Linked DNA regions of Homo sapiens: regions 2 and 3 are each linked to region 1. A link is a contact called in ENCODE Hi-C or POLR2A ChIA-PET data. All regions are on one chromosome and are shown on one strand. The core of a region is the stretch at or near the end of the contact, and the rest is flanking DNA. Distances in the headings are between cores, read along the strand shown.

Region 1 (4,581 bases), core at 125-2,624:
GGTGGCATGCACCTGTAGTCCTCGCTACTCGGGAGCCCGGGAGGCGGAGGTTGCATCCAGCGGAGATCACGCCACTGCACTCCAGCCTGGACAACACAGCGAGACTCTGTCTCCACACACACACAAAAAAAGGCATAACAAATTTAAGTGACTCAAAGCTTTATGTGACACAGGAGCTCTCAGAAAGGAACAGTTAAATTATAACATGTCCATATTATGCGTTAGTATGTGTCCACAACTAACCCATAATATGGACATGTTATAATTTAACTGTTCATTCCTCTCTTGATAGACACTGAAATCGTCTCTATAATTTTCCTGTAAGAAATAATGCCTTGGGGTGGGGGTGTCTTCCTTTCTGAGGCTATCATTTGTATTCCTCACTTCTTAAATTTGTTTGATATGTTGAGGCTTAAAAAAAAAAGATTACGGGTCTTCAGAACGCCCCAATGCCCGCGGGGTGCTGGGGTGCCTCGGAGTTTGTCAAGGTGTAGCTTAAAACGTTAATTCCCATGCTCGCTCCCAAATATTCGAATTAAGGCTTCTGTAGTTCTTACAAGTCACCCGCTTTCTTTCAGGAGGAATGTTAAAGATTAAGAGCGGCAAGAAGTCAGAGTCGGCCCACCCTCCGAGCTCTCTTAGGGCGATGTCCTTGCTAATTTGGAGACTGATTCAGTCCCCTTTTGGCCCCCAAGTTACGTAAAGATAAGGACTTTGGAGATGTTTTCTCAGGAAGGACAGAGCTGAAAAACAAAGTTCCGTAAGTCTGGCCGGTAACTACATCTTTCCTTCCTAACAAAGAATAAGCCGCAATTCACTCTCTCTGGCACCTGAACTTTGGGGTAACGATTAACTGCGATCCGAAGCCTTCAGGCAAGTAAAAAATTCCTGAAGTGATTACGCCTGTTTGGAGGCTTGCAGGGCACTAGGGGATGGGGAAAGGTGAATCGAGGTGCTCTCTGGCTCATTCGCAGCCGGCTAACCCGCCATATCTTACACAGCTAAGGGCTGCCGACGCCATTTTGCAGGGTGGGCTGCGCAGACTCTTGGCGGGAGGCCGGCGCGCTTGAGCGGGAGAGGACGTGGAAGGGTTGGAGGTGGGGAGTGCGCGTTACGACTGGAAAGCACGCGTGCGCACAGGCGACAGCAGCGGAGGGGTGGGGCCAGTGTACGAGTGCGCGTGCTCGGTGGGAGCCCGCGGAGTACCTGGAAGGAGGTGGGGGCGAGGTAGAAAGGAGTGGGGTTGAAAAGCGCTTGCGCAGGACGGCTACGGTACGGGGGTGGGAGGGCTTCGGAGCACGCGCGCGGAGGCGGGACTTGGGAAGCGCTCGCGAGATCTTCAGGGTCTATATATAAGCGCGGGGAGCCTGCGTCCTTTCCCTGGTGTGATTCCGTCCTGCGCGGTTGTTCTCTGGAGCAGCGTTCTTTTATCTCCGTCCGCCTTCTCTCCTACCTAAGTGCGTGCCGCCACCCGATGGAAGATTCGATGGACATGGACATGAGCCCCCTGAGGCCCCAGAACTATCTTTTCGGTAACTGCTGGGGGGAGCTGGAGCGAGGCCGAGCGGGGCCTGGTGGCGGTGAGGGTGGGGGTGAGGGGCGGGAATCCGGCTGCAACCGGGTCTGGTGGAGACCGCCAGACCGACGGGAGGCCTGAGCGGGTGGGAAGAGCTGCCTGAGCCCTGGACCTGGAGGGATTGGAGCCGCGGGGGGAGCCGGTGGCGTGAAGGGGGAGGAGACGAGCGGCCTGAAGCGTCTGGGGCGTGAGCGGTCCGAGGCCCGGGGCCTGAGGTAAAGTGGAACCGGCCGCCTGGAAGTTCGGCCTTTGCCGGGGATACGTGGCGGAGCTCCAGGCGTGGTTTATTTTCTAACGGCGGTGGTTCATAGGCTTCTGATGCCAGGCCCCGGGTTGGTGGTCCTGGAGGCTGGGTTCACCGGGAAGCATGGGCCTGCTTGTTGGAGCGGGTAGATGCACAGCCTGGCGTTATTCTGGCCTCAGAGCCTGGAGCTGCCGGACGTAGACTTACCTCGCGTGCTTCGGCCAGTTACTGGGGGTGGGGAGGCGCGGCGCGGCGTGAGGAGGCCGCAACCGCTGGGAGCACGTGGTTGCCACGTGGTTGGGGGAGGGAGGGGGGTGTGGGCGCTACATCCGGGACTCACCGGCGTGTTGCCACTCGTGAGCCAGGGATGCTGTGGCTCTGTTGAAGTGGGAAATGTTAAGAGGCTGGTAGCACTAGGGTTCTGGAGGTCTTTGTTCAGTGCTTACAGCATGTACTGTGATGGCAGCTCTCATTTTTTTGAGCCCCTTTTCTGTCTCACTGCGGTAGGTGGAGCTAGCCCCACTTTGCAGATGAGGATACTGGTGCCCAGAGATAAACTCACTTAACGAAGGTTGTACTTAGTAAAGGCAATAAGAGACTAAATCTAAACCAAGACGCTTGACTCCGTAGCTGCTGCTTCGTGAATATTAATGAGGCTTCGTTTTAGGGGGACGTCCTCGCATGCCGCCATTTGTGCGGCATTGACCAAACTGCTTTTCTAAATACAAGAAACACGTAGAGTGTTCGGTTTGAGTCAGATCAAGACCTAAGACTATTCGCAGAATTTTGGGAGCACCACCCCCCTCGACTTGCGGTAGTCCTGCCCCAAAAAGGAGAGTCCCACTTGGGTTTTTGATCTCAGTAGGATTAATTGCAGAAGCCTAATCTTTGTACTATTCAGACTTTGAAGTAAATGCAAATCCTACCGTGAATTTTATCTTGTTCATTATCCGTGCTGAGATTTGTTAATTAAACGTCTGTTCACATTTAAGCATGTATATGTATTGGTAACGGTTAGATGATAGTTAAATGGAATCATTTAAAATTTTTATTCTGACAGTGTTTTGAAGAATTTTGCCCATTCATGGAGTGAGAGTAGACATATGTATTCAAAACATTAAGGCTTTAATTCCTAGTTATTTTGGATAGCTGAGAATTCTGGTAAATTTATATCAGTACTTTTTGATAACTATCGGAAAGAACCCTCCTTGTCTTAAACATAATTTCTGAATATAGTTTGAGGCGTATGTCACTTTCTGTTGCTTTAAAGAGTGGAGTGTTGATCCCTGTAGCAAACTTCGGTTCTTTTACTTTTGTCATTTTTCTTTTGTAATAGTAAGCTATTCATGTTTGTAACCGTTCTCATTTCGAAATTGCCATTTGGGAATTTAGGTAGGTAAATCAGCTGTTTTAAATAGTGGGAAACTTAACATTGGACATTACATTTGGTTTCAGATAATTGCTTCAGGTTGAGATTTACTAAACCATTGAGCTTGTTTATGCAGAATAACAGTACCTATCAGCGTAGTTAGAGATGAAATATGGTATGATGAGAGAATGGAATTATAGTCTTTTATGGGTGTCTGTAGAGGTTTCTGTTCAAGAAATCTAGGAATTGATCATTCTGCTTTGCCCTCTGGTAGCTAAAATAGTGAAAAACTAGTTCAAAAGTTAGACCTGACCTTTTTGGTTACCCACACTTAAGTTTCAGTGTTATTTTTCTCCTTGTTAGAGTTGCTTTTTTCTTCATTTACAGGTTGTGAACTAAAGGCCGACAAAGATTATCACTTTAAGGTGGATAATGATGAAAATGAGCACCAGTTATCTTTAAGAACGGTACTTAAACTTTCAAAATAAACTACTTAACCCTACTTGATTTCAGCCTTTTAGTTTCTATTCATGTGGCTTGAGACTTTTTTTCCTTTGCTGACTGCTTATAAAATACTATTTCTTACACCTGGGTATTGTGTGTACCTCACTGTCTGTACATCTTTGAAGAACTTGGCATCTATACCACTCATTTGGTAACCATGTAAATTCCAGTCACACTGTTCAACTTGCCTTATTTTCTTCAGTTGAATTACAAAGCCCTTGTAAAAGGCATCGATAATCTTTCATGTCTACCAGAGACTAGCCTTCTGCTCAACTTAGAAGTTGCTCAATAAATATGTTAGGTGGTCTATATTGTGTGTATGCATATTTATGCATTTCTTAAATTTTCTGAATATGAGAAACTGATTTGCCAAGATCACAAAACCTGAGGACAACATTGCACAAATTTGTTTTCCAGGGTAATAGTGAGAGGTTTATACTTGTTTTTTAAAAAAATCACAGTCATGTGCCTCATTGCAACTGCTGGGTCAACAGATGGATCGCATATACAATGGTGGTCCCATAAGATTATTATACCTTATTTTTAATATACCTTTCCTGTTTTTTTTTTTCTTTGGAGGCAGTCTCGCTCTGTCACCCAGGCTGGAGTGCAGTGGTGTAATCTCGGCTCACTGCAACCTCTGATTTCCGAGTTCAAGTAATTCCCTGCCTCACCCTCCCGAGTAGCTGGGATTACAGGCATGTGCCACCACACCTGGCTAATTTTTGTGTTTTTAGTAGAGACGAGGTTGTTACCATGTTGTCCAGGCTGGTCTCAAACTCCTGACCTCATGATCTGCCCGCCTCAGCCTCCCTAAGTGTTGGGATTACAGGCATGAGCCACCAAGCCCGGCCCTTTCCTATGCTTAGATGCACAAATACTGTGTTT
Region 2 (4,716 bases), core at 778-3,277, 2.2 Mb after region 1:
TGAGAACCACTGGGCTGAAGCAACAAAGGTCTCAGATAAGATATGCCTGAAAAAACACTATCTTCAAGAACTAAAACAACCTGGAATTCTCAGAAGGAACAGCTAAGGAGCTGTACATGGGAAGGTTCCAACCACTCTCCCTCACCAGCCGCTCAAGAGGGTAGTCCCCTCCCCCCTCAGGGGATACGTTCCAAGATCCCCAGTGGGTGCCTGAAACCTCAGGTAGTACTGAACCCTATATACACTACGCATGAATGTCTTTGAGGGCCATTATGAAGTAAAATAGGGGTTACCTGAACACAAGTACTTCCATACCGCAACAATTGGGTAAATGAAACCGCAGAAAGCAAAACCTTGGATGGGGCGGGCTACTGTAGTCGCTTTTGTTTTAAAATCACACACAAAACCTAACGGAATATAAGAAATATGAATGGAGAACTTGTCCTAGGAAAGGTGAAAGCTCTGTCAATACAGATCTGGGATGTATATGTATTAAATTACTTTGTTTCAAGGACAGACTTCTAGTTGGGCTTTTCATCTTGGAGAAGGAACAGTGTATACCACTTTCTCTCTCTACATCCGTATTTACCACCTGGTTTATTTACATGTCAGTTTTCTAACCTAGACTATAAGTTTTGAGGATGGGGTAGTGACTTATTCCTGTAATCGCACAGCTTGGCAACTAGAGGCCAATAAACGTTCAACGAATAAACAGACTACGTTTTTCCCTATCTTAAGGTCTAATTCTAAGCTCACAATCTTGCTGTGAGGTAAGCAAAATGTTTCCATGACAGGCTCTGGTAGGAGAAATCACTACCCTGCAGGAGTCCAGTGACAGGGTCTCCTAACCTACAACCACAGTCGTGGCTAGACAAGTTTTGAAAAGGAAGAAAATGAACATTCCAGCAACTACTGTATGTCTGATACTTAACACCCATTATTTCATTGAATCCAAACCACCCTGACGAGTAGGTAAAGTGAAATAGCGTTTTACTGGTGGGACTGACCAATGGCATTAGGATCTCAACTAGGCACCAAATCTCCTTTTATCAATGATGAAGTGCAAAATAAGGGTGCTGTTTCTACAATTTATCTTAATTCAACGCCGTACTAGTCTGCAAAACAATGAGCTAGAGAAAAGGAATAAACAGCTATAAAATGGTGATGACTGTGTGTTCAAATCATTGTGTTTAATGCCAGCTTCTCAGTGGTGAGTACGGAACAGGTGGAAATTCTAAAGCACGCTTGCTTATCTACTTGGTTTCGAAGTTTGTTATTAAGGGCCTCAGAGGAGTTCCATCTTGGGAATGATACGGTCTAGGCTCTAAAACCCACATTGAAACCCCAAGTTCGGAGAAGGGACTGGGTAAAATCACAACTAGTAGTAAATGTATCAGGCAGGAACCCACGTGTGCATCGCTCAGAAAGCTCTCCGTACTGCCCCAAGCGGTGTAAGACCTCACCGCTGAGATTTCTAAGCTATCTTTTGTTTTGCTCTCGGCTTTCGAAAATCAAAGCTGCCACCCGGCGGCCTCACGTGCAGCCCCGCTCCCCAACGCCCAGGCGGCCGCAGCTACCTTGGTGTCCACGTCGGCCAGGCAGTCCCGGCGGAAGCTGTCAAAAAGGCCCCGGCTCTTGAGCTGCTCCACGATGAGAGCGATGAGCTGCGGGTCGCCGGGAGGCAGCGAGGCCGGGTTGATGGGGCCACCGCCCCCGCTGGCCCCAGTAGCGCCAGTCGCTGCCCCGGCAGAGGCCTGGCTAGTTCCGCCGCCGCCCACCGCGCCAGTTCCCCCGCCGCCGCCGCCGTCCGCCATGGCTGCGCCCCGGGCCCACAAGGGAGAACGACTATAGCTTCTTCTCCAGGACAGAAGGCCTAGAACGTGTAGAGGTGGTGAAGGGGGCGGTGAAGGAGGAGGGCCCCAAGGCGGCAGCGGCGGAGGTGGCGATGGCGGCAGGGGCGGTGGTGGGGGCGGCGGCGGCGAAGGCCCCCTCTGATACAGCAGAGGTTGTGGTGGACGCGGCAGAAACGGCCTGCTCGATTCCAGGCGCACCCCAGATGGCGTCAACGTTGACCTTTGCATTGTGGGGCGGGAAGTTTTCTGTGGCCATCTCCGGCGTTCTTTATAGGCAGCGGCCTAGCCGAGAGAAACTACAACTCCCGGCAGGGTTCGTGCTTGCTCGTCGCGATTTCGCGGGGTAATATGGGAACTGTAGGCGCAGGCCTCGTGATCGCTGCAACCCGCCAGGCCTTCCCCGCCAGGCCTTCCCCGCCCACTCTCTGCTCACTTCCCATTCAATCAACACGTCCCAGCAGTGCCCGATTATAACAGTCATCTGTGGAGCTGATTAAAAGTATAGATTACCAGAATTATTTCTTAAAGATTTTTATCCAGTATTTACGGGTCGAGACCTAGCAATCTGTGCTTCAGCATGCACTCCCACGTCCTTCTTGAACAACATGTTCCGGGAAATTCCGGAAACAGTGGAACAGTCAAACTTCTATTGTTCAGAAATTTGTGAGTTTCCCTCCTTTTGGTTTTAATAGCAATGCATACTCATTTTAGAAAATTGGAAAATAACGGAAAAGTGTGAAGAAGAAAATAAAAGTTTTCCTTAAGTCTGTCTTATATGTGTGTGGATTTCCTCCCAAATATTAAATATTGTCAATCATAAGCCAATATTGAATAATTGAAAAGTGTCAGGCGTGATGCTATGCACTTTCCACGCACTTCTTCACGATAATTTAAAAAAGCAGATACATACTACTATTATTGCTATTTACAGACGTAGAAATGGAGGCAGAAGAAAGTTTGTTAACCTAATCACATACCTAGAGGTAGAAAAGTAGGATTTGAACCCAGGTTTTGAGGATCTAAATCTTGCATTTTAGCCTGAGGTATCCTGAGAGCTAGTTGGTATCCCACAATAGGTAAGGCTTTATATCCTGATTTTTTTAAGTAGCCACAATTCACCATTGGAATCCTATAGCTGCCACCATTATCCTCTCTTCCCTTCATCTTTTGCCTATTGTTAGCTCAGCTCCCCCTCCCAACCTCAGCAATTATGTCTGCTATTGTTGTTTCCTCATCTTACACAAGCAGCAGAGGGGATGTAAATAGCAAATTCTGCAATATCCTTGGCTCCTGCGAAGATGCAGAATTGGCAAAGATCCAGGATGTTCTCCACACCAATATTTAGTACTCAAGACAGTTTAATTTTTTTTTCTTTTTTTTTTTTGAGACAGAGTCTCACTCTATCGCCCAGGCTGGAGTGCAGTGGTGCAATCTTGGCTCACTGCAGCCTCCACCTCCTGGGTTCAAGCAATTCTCCTGCCTCAGCCTCCCGAGTAGCTGGGATTACAGGCGCATGCCACCATACCTGGCTAATTTTAGTATTTTTAGTAGAGATGGGGGTTTCACCATGTTGGCCAGGCTGGTCTTGAATTCCTGACCTCAAGTGATCTACCCGCCTCAGCCTCCCAAAGTGCTGGGATTACAGGTGTGAGCCACCACACCTGTCCAAGAGAGTTTAAATTAACCCTCAAAAGAAACATTCAGGTGTTGGATTATACTCATCCTCTAACACCAGCTCAATCATTCACAATGGGTCAGTTAATGACAAACATTCTCTCTTAATAGCTCACCATCCTTGAGATTACCTAATGTCTGTTCCTACTGGTTGACTCTACACTGATCACTCACCTTTAACCCCAGGAGAAGCCCAGTTCAGGCTGCCTCAGCCCCAGGTTCTTTCTTCTGCAAGCCCTTGATCACTCTGACTAGTCCCTTCTCCATTTTTGGCACCCCACATCTTACTCTCCTTCCTCAGGGAAAATTCTTCTGACCCCTAGATCCAATGAGATATTTCCTCCATGCTACAGAAACTCAAAGCCTCATTTTTTGTAGCAATTATTATAATTGGAAGTGAATGATTTACAGACAAATTGGCCACCTGAGTCCCCTGATAGGGTGTAATATTTAGAATGGGGACCACGACTTGTTCATCACTGTGTCTCCAGCTCTTAGCACGATAGTTCTTAGCTCAAAGAGAATGTATAAATTCCTGTCTGTTTCCTAAAGCTGTGGGATAGCATCACAGAGTGCGTGGGTAGGATTATGTGTAGCCATAATCTTCAGAAAAGAAGGAGCATTCTAGCAGGAGATGATGGATGAATCTGTCATGACTTAAATAGGTAAGTGATCCTGGAGATTGTCTGCACTTGGTTCACACTGTGACAATTTCACTATCTGTCATGGGGACCTGTGTCTTGGTTGCTGGGTCTCTGAACATTGACAAAAGGCTGCATTCTGTATCCATGACCTTCCCTCTGCAATCAAAGTAAATGATGAGGGATAAAAGGGGAAGGGGATGAGGAGTGAAGATGATCAAGCTGAAGGGAGGCTTATTATTTATCCAAACCGTGGAATAGGAGGCCTCCACAACATCCAAAATGTATTCTTCCCTTCAAGAGACATGTAATACACACCAGCAGTCATCAGAGAGCGCCATTGCTGTATTAATAATCCAAAACATTCGGAAATGGCTGTGCGGAACATTGTTTTAACTTTGGCTTAGGTAGTAATCTGGTTTTCAGGTATCCTTCACGTAGCAAATTGTTGTTGCTTCTCAGTATTAAAACTTGTCTGTAATAAGTTGCCCGACCCCAAAGAATTACGCATTTTAGGTGCTGGAATATTTTTTGTTGAAGGCCACATG
Region 3 (4,839 bases), core at 49-2,548, 2.8 Mb before region 1:
GTACTTAGACAATGCTCTATGGGTGCAAGAGAAAGAACACTGTATTATGAGTCAGTCCCCTTAGAGTTATGAACCACATAGCACATGGTTGGTACATGCTTGGAAAAGTTACTCTGGGGCTAAGTTCAATTTCCTCACCTGTGAAGTTAAGACCAAATTACCTTACAGTTATATAGGAATTTGTAGTTTTCACAGGGTTTTGGCTTGTTGCCTCTCAGGTGAGTTTTACAGGAACCCCGATAGGCGGGCAGGGAAGGTGTCAGCGCCCTGTTTTATAGTTGTGGATTTCTTAACAGTTAAAGAGATCACATGAAACACTGTAAAAACAGCAAAAGTATCAATACGACTCTAAGATGAGCATGAATCCCCACGTTCCTAGTCCTTCTGGGAGGCTATACTTAAAAAGAGTGACAATCACAATGGCTGGGTGATTAAATAAGTCAATTACTGGAATAAAAGGTTTTTAAAAGACTAAACATAAAAGGAAGCAAATGAAAGTCGACCTTTCTAAAAGCATAGTCAGAATTTAAGTACATGCATAGAAAAATATCTACGGGTATTCACCATAATATTAATAGCGGTTCGCTCCGGGTGCGGGGAATACGGGTGACTTTATCTTTCTTGTTTATCTGCGTTTTCTAAAACAAACATGAACTAGTTGATATTCTAAACAAAAACAAGCCAAAGCAATTACACACTGGCAGACTGCATGCACGTACGTTTGAAAGCTCCAACTGTAACAACAGTGACAACTCCCAGGAACCCACCGGCATTTCAAGGACACAAGCAGGAAGCCCGGAAATCCCTAAAAACAGGTGCTAAAAGCCGCCAGCGCAACCTGACAGCCGCGACCGCCTCTTTTCAACCTGAATTCAGGGGGAGCTGGGAGAGGAGACTAGTCTGGTTTGACAAAAATCAGAATCAGAAATTCCCTCTGGCACCTCCCAGATCTCGAAGAGAAAGTGGGAGGAAAGGCTAGGGGGCGGCAGGCATTCACCATGCATGAATAGGGGGATGGGGAGGACGGAAGCCTCGAACTCGTGGCTCAAATGGTCCCTCCGCCCCCATACCGGACGAAGCGCCGGCGAGGAGCGACGGGCTTGGAAGCCGACCGCCCAGCCAAGGGGCTTTCAGACGGGGCCCAAGGGTGCCCTCCCAACCTGGCGGGCCCCAGCCCCCGTCTTACAGGGTTTCTTGGCATCTTTGATCTTCATGGCGTCGGCCCGAGGGGCGATGGACGGCCTCCGATCCGGGGCACTGAGAGCAGAGGCGGCGACTCCGGAGGTGGCTGGGCCGCGCGGCGAGGCCCGGCCGGTTCCTCCCCTCAGGCCGGGCGGGGCCGGCCTAGGGCGGGGCGGCGGCGCCTGAGGAGATGCCCGGCCCAGGGGGCGGCCCCCCACCCCCGCGAGGGGTGGCCGGGACCGAGCAAGCTGGGGAAGGCCGCCGGCCTCGCCGCTCCGGGGCCCCCCCGCAGCCGCTCCAAACAAAAGGCCCCGGTCCCCGGAGCCGCCGCCACCGCCGCCGCCGCCGCACTGAGAAATAGCCCGCCCAGGCCGAACGCCCACGTGACGCGAGCCCCCCCTCGCTCCGCTTCCGCCCGGCTGCTGGGGATTGTAGTTCTCCGGTTCGTGAGGCCCCGCTCTCTGGCTGTAGTTGTGCAGGTGGACTACAAAGCCCGAGATGCATCGCGGCCCCTCCTCCGAGGCCCCTCAGCTTCCGCAGATCGCCTCAGAGTGGTCCCAGCGAGAAGAGGGCTGGGTCTTAGTCACGCCAGCGAGGAGGCGACCAATGGTGACTGAGATGGGCGTGCTGGGGAAGTCGGGCTCAGACCTCAGCAGGTCGCGGAGAGAAGGGGGAATGAACTCTTCGAGAGGACTGTCATGGCTGTTCGGCCATTCTCAGATTTCCCCTTGAGACAGGAAAGCTGGTCGTCAGGCCATGGAAAGCGCTACAATCAGGGCTCTAGAGCTGTGCTTAAGATAGACCCTTGAGTACATTGGCGGATTAAAATTATTCACAAAGGAATCCTTTTGCTTAATAGAGACACCTTGAATGTTAGGGTCGGAATGATGACAATAGCAGGAATAGAGGTAACATCTATGGAACGCGTTATGTTCATGGGACTCTGCTAAGCACTTTGTGTGATTTACTTAAATTCAGGGGCCTTGTGGACCACGTGCAATTATTCATTTTATTGTCACTCATTTTGAAGATGGGGCACGGTCTGAGGAGTTAAATTGCTTGCTGAGCATTCTTTTTGCCACCGATCCATATTCCCCTGGGGCCCTCCAGCCCAGCTCTCTCCTTCTAAAGGGAAAACTGACTCCCAGAGAAGAAAATTTAGTTGCTCCAGTTCTCACAGTAAAGCCAGGACACCCTTTCCCCTTGCCTCCTAGAGTCTTAGTCCTCCAGCTGGAATGGGAGAAGATGGCATTGGGTATCTTCTCTTGGCCTTCACTTTTGTTGCCCAGTTAGATGGCCAGGAATTCTGTAGTTTTTACAATAGATGGATAGAGGGTTGGCAGTAGAGGATTGGGCATTCCAGTCAAAGAAACCCGCTTACCAAAGAGCCTTACTGCCCCTTCTTGCAGATGATAAGCCAAGGGATGTGAAGAAGGACAGGAGAGGACACAAGCTACCATTTATTGAGTACATACCAAGGGCTGACACTTTGCAAAGTGCCTTACTTTTAAAATTTAAATTTAATCCTCCCAACTACTTTTTGAAATACAATGATTAAAAACTAAAAAAACTTGCTGGGCGCAGTGGTGTGTGTCTGCAGTCCCGGCTATTTGGGAGACTAAGGTGGGAGGCCCAGGAATTTGAGGCTGTATGTGATAGAGTTTGTGAATAGCAACTGTGTCAGAGGCATTTACCAGAGCGACTCCATCTTGAATAGGGATTGGATGAAATAAGGCGGAGATCTACTGGGCTGCATTCCCAGGAGTTTAAGGCATTCTTAGTTGCAGGGTGAGATAGGAGGTTGGCACAAGATACAGGTCACAAAGACCTTGCTGATAAAACAGCATGCAGTAAAGAAGCTGGCCAAATCCCACCAAAATCAAGATAGCAATGAAAGGAACCTCTGGTCGTCTTCACTGCTCATTATATGCTGATTATAATGCATTAGCATGCTAAAAGACACTCCCACCAGTGCCATGACAGTTTACAAAAGCCATGGCAACATCAGGAAGTTATCCTATATGGTCTGTAAAGGGGAGGAACCCTCAGTTCTGGGAATTGTCCGCCCCTTTCCTGGAAAACTCGTGAATAATCCACCCCTTGTTTAGCATATCATCAAGAAGTAATAATAAGTATAAGCAGCTGAGCAGCCCATGCTGCTGCTCTGCCTATGGAGTAGCCATTCTTTTATTCCTTTACTTTCTTAATAAACTTGCTTTCATTTTACATTCTGGATTCTCCCCAGATTCTTTCTTGGAAGAGATCCAAGACCCTTCTCTTGGGATCTGGATCGGGATCCCTTTCTGGTAACAACTGTACTCCAGGCTAGGTGACATAGTGAGACCCATCTCCAAAATAAAATAAAAATGTTAAAAGTTAAAGAAGAATTCACACAAATTCAAATATTGGTTCTATCACTTGTTAACAAACATGGGCAAATTACTTCATCTCTCTAATTCTTTAAAAAAAAAATTTTTTTTAAGATGCGGTCCCACTGTGTTTCCCAGGTTGGAGTGCAGTGGCATGAGCAAAGCTCACCGTAACCTCAAAGAGCAATCTGTGGGTGGGGCGGTGGCTACACTGTAGTCTCAGCCTCCTGAGTAGCTGGGACTGTAGGCATGTGTTACCATGTCCAGCTAAGTTTTTTATTTTCTGTAGAGATGGGGTCTCACTTTGCTGCCCAGGTTGGTCTTGACCTGCTGGCTGGCTTCAAGCAATCCTCTGCCTCAGCCTCCCAAAGTTTTGGGATTACAGGCATGAGCCACTGTACCTGGCCGTCTCTCTGATTCTTGTTGGAAATAATAATGCCTACATTTCACGGGTTTGAGATGGGGATTAAGTGAAAAATGCGAATAAGGTAACATGGCGGTCTGAATGTTTGTATTCGAACATGGTCTGAATTCAGTATTGAGAGGTGGGGCTTTTAAGAGGTGAATGGATCGTGAGGACTCTCCCCTCATGAGTGTATTAATTCATTCATGGATTGATGGTTTAAGGAGTTAATGGATTTATTAAAAGAGGCTTTATTAAAAGAGTAATAGTAAATCAAACGTAAAATCTAGAATCAAAATCTGGTCTGATTGGTGCCATGTGGTTCCTTATCTTTTACCTTTATTAAAAGAGGCGGAGGCCAGGTGCAGTGGCTCATACCTGTAATCCTAGCACCATAAGAGTCAAAGACAGGTGGATTGCTTGAGCCCAGGAGTTTGAGACCAGCCTGGGCAACATGGTGAGACCAGGCATGATGGCTCATGCCTGTAATCCCATCACTTTGGGAACCCAGAAGTTTCAGACCAGCCCCAGCAACATAGCATACCCAGTTTCAAGTGTTCTGTTAAAAGCAGCAGAAAAGGCTGGGTGTAGTGGCGCATGCCTGTAATCCCAGCACTTTGGGAGGCCGCGATGGGGGGATCACGAGGTCAGGAGATCGAGACCATCCTAACTAACATGGTGAAACCTCGTCTCTACTAAAAATACAAAAAAAATTAGCCGGGCATGGTGGCGGGCACCTGTAGCCTCAGCTACTCAGGAGGCTGAGGCAGGAGAATGGCGTGAACCTGGGAGGCGGAGCTTGCAGTGAGCTGAGATCGCACCACTGCACTCCAGCCTGGGCAATAGAGCAAGACTCTATCTCAAAAAAAAAAAAAAAAAAAGCAA

The links. A loop is a pair of places that touch in the nucleus more often than their neighbours do. ChIA-PET counts read pairs that join two places held with the same protein, here RNA polymerase II (POLR2A). Pooled maps may share reads with other maps.
Region 2: a loop to region 1 is called in a map of CD8-positive, alpha-beta T cell, with 11 times the contacts of the local background. The contact joins the promoter of BOD1 here to the promoter of NPM1 in region 1. A Hi-C loop is called at or near these places in 6 of 168 maps with a recorded cell type or tissue (CD4-positive, alpha-beta T cell, CD4-positive, alpha-beta memory T cell, CD8-positive, alpha-beta T cell and 1 more) and 15 of 50 pooled maps.
Region 3: a map of CD8-positive, alpha-beta T cell shows a loop between it and region 1 (32-fold over the local background). The contact joins the promoter of PANK3 here to the promoter of NPM1 in region 1. A Hi-C loop is called at or near these places in 7 of 168 maps with a recorded cell type or tissue (B cell, CD4-positive, alpha-beta T cell, CD4-positive, alpha-beta memory T cell and 3 more), 12 of 37 single-sample maps with no recorded cell type and 24 of 50 pooled maps. POLR2A ChIA-PET finds 5 or more read pairs at or near these places in 1 of 52 experiments (activated CD4-positive, alpha-beta T cell).

What each region holds. Positions count from the first base shown.
Region 1 is chr5:171,386,475-171,391,055 of GRCh38, forward strand. It overlaps NPM1 (nucleophosmin 1), which reads left to right and starts at 1,375. Exons shown (of 11, transcript NM_002520.7): 1 at 1,375-1,532; 2 at 3,577-3,656. The coding sequence starts at 1,475. MIR3912 (microRNA 3912) reads right to left here and starts at 286; the gene lies at 182-286. RefSeq lists silencers at 1,656-1,715, 2,036-2,095.
Region 2 is chr5:173,614,623-173,619,338 of GRCh38, forward strand. BOD1 (biorientation of chromosomes in cell division 1) reads right to left here and starts at 2,028. Exons shown (of 4, transcript NM_138369.3): 1 at 1,578-2,028. The coding sequence starts at 1,814. RefSeq lists silencers at 1,835-1,884, 1,895-1,964 and enhancers at 1,945-2,204, 2,225-2,304.
Region 3 is chr5:168,578,070-168,582,908 of GRCh38, forward strand. It overlaps PANK3 (pantothenate kinase 3), which reads right to left and starts at 1,299. Exons shown (of 7, transcript NM_024594.4): 1 at 1,187-1,299. The coding sequence starts at 1,214. RefSeq lists enhancers at 1,027-1,096, 1,187-1,730 and a silencer at 1,247-1,576.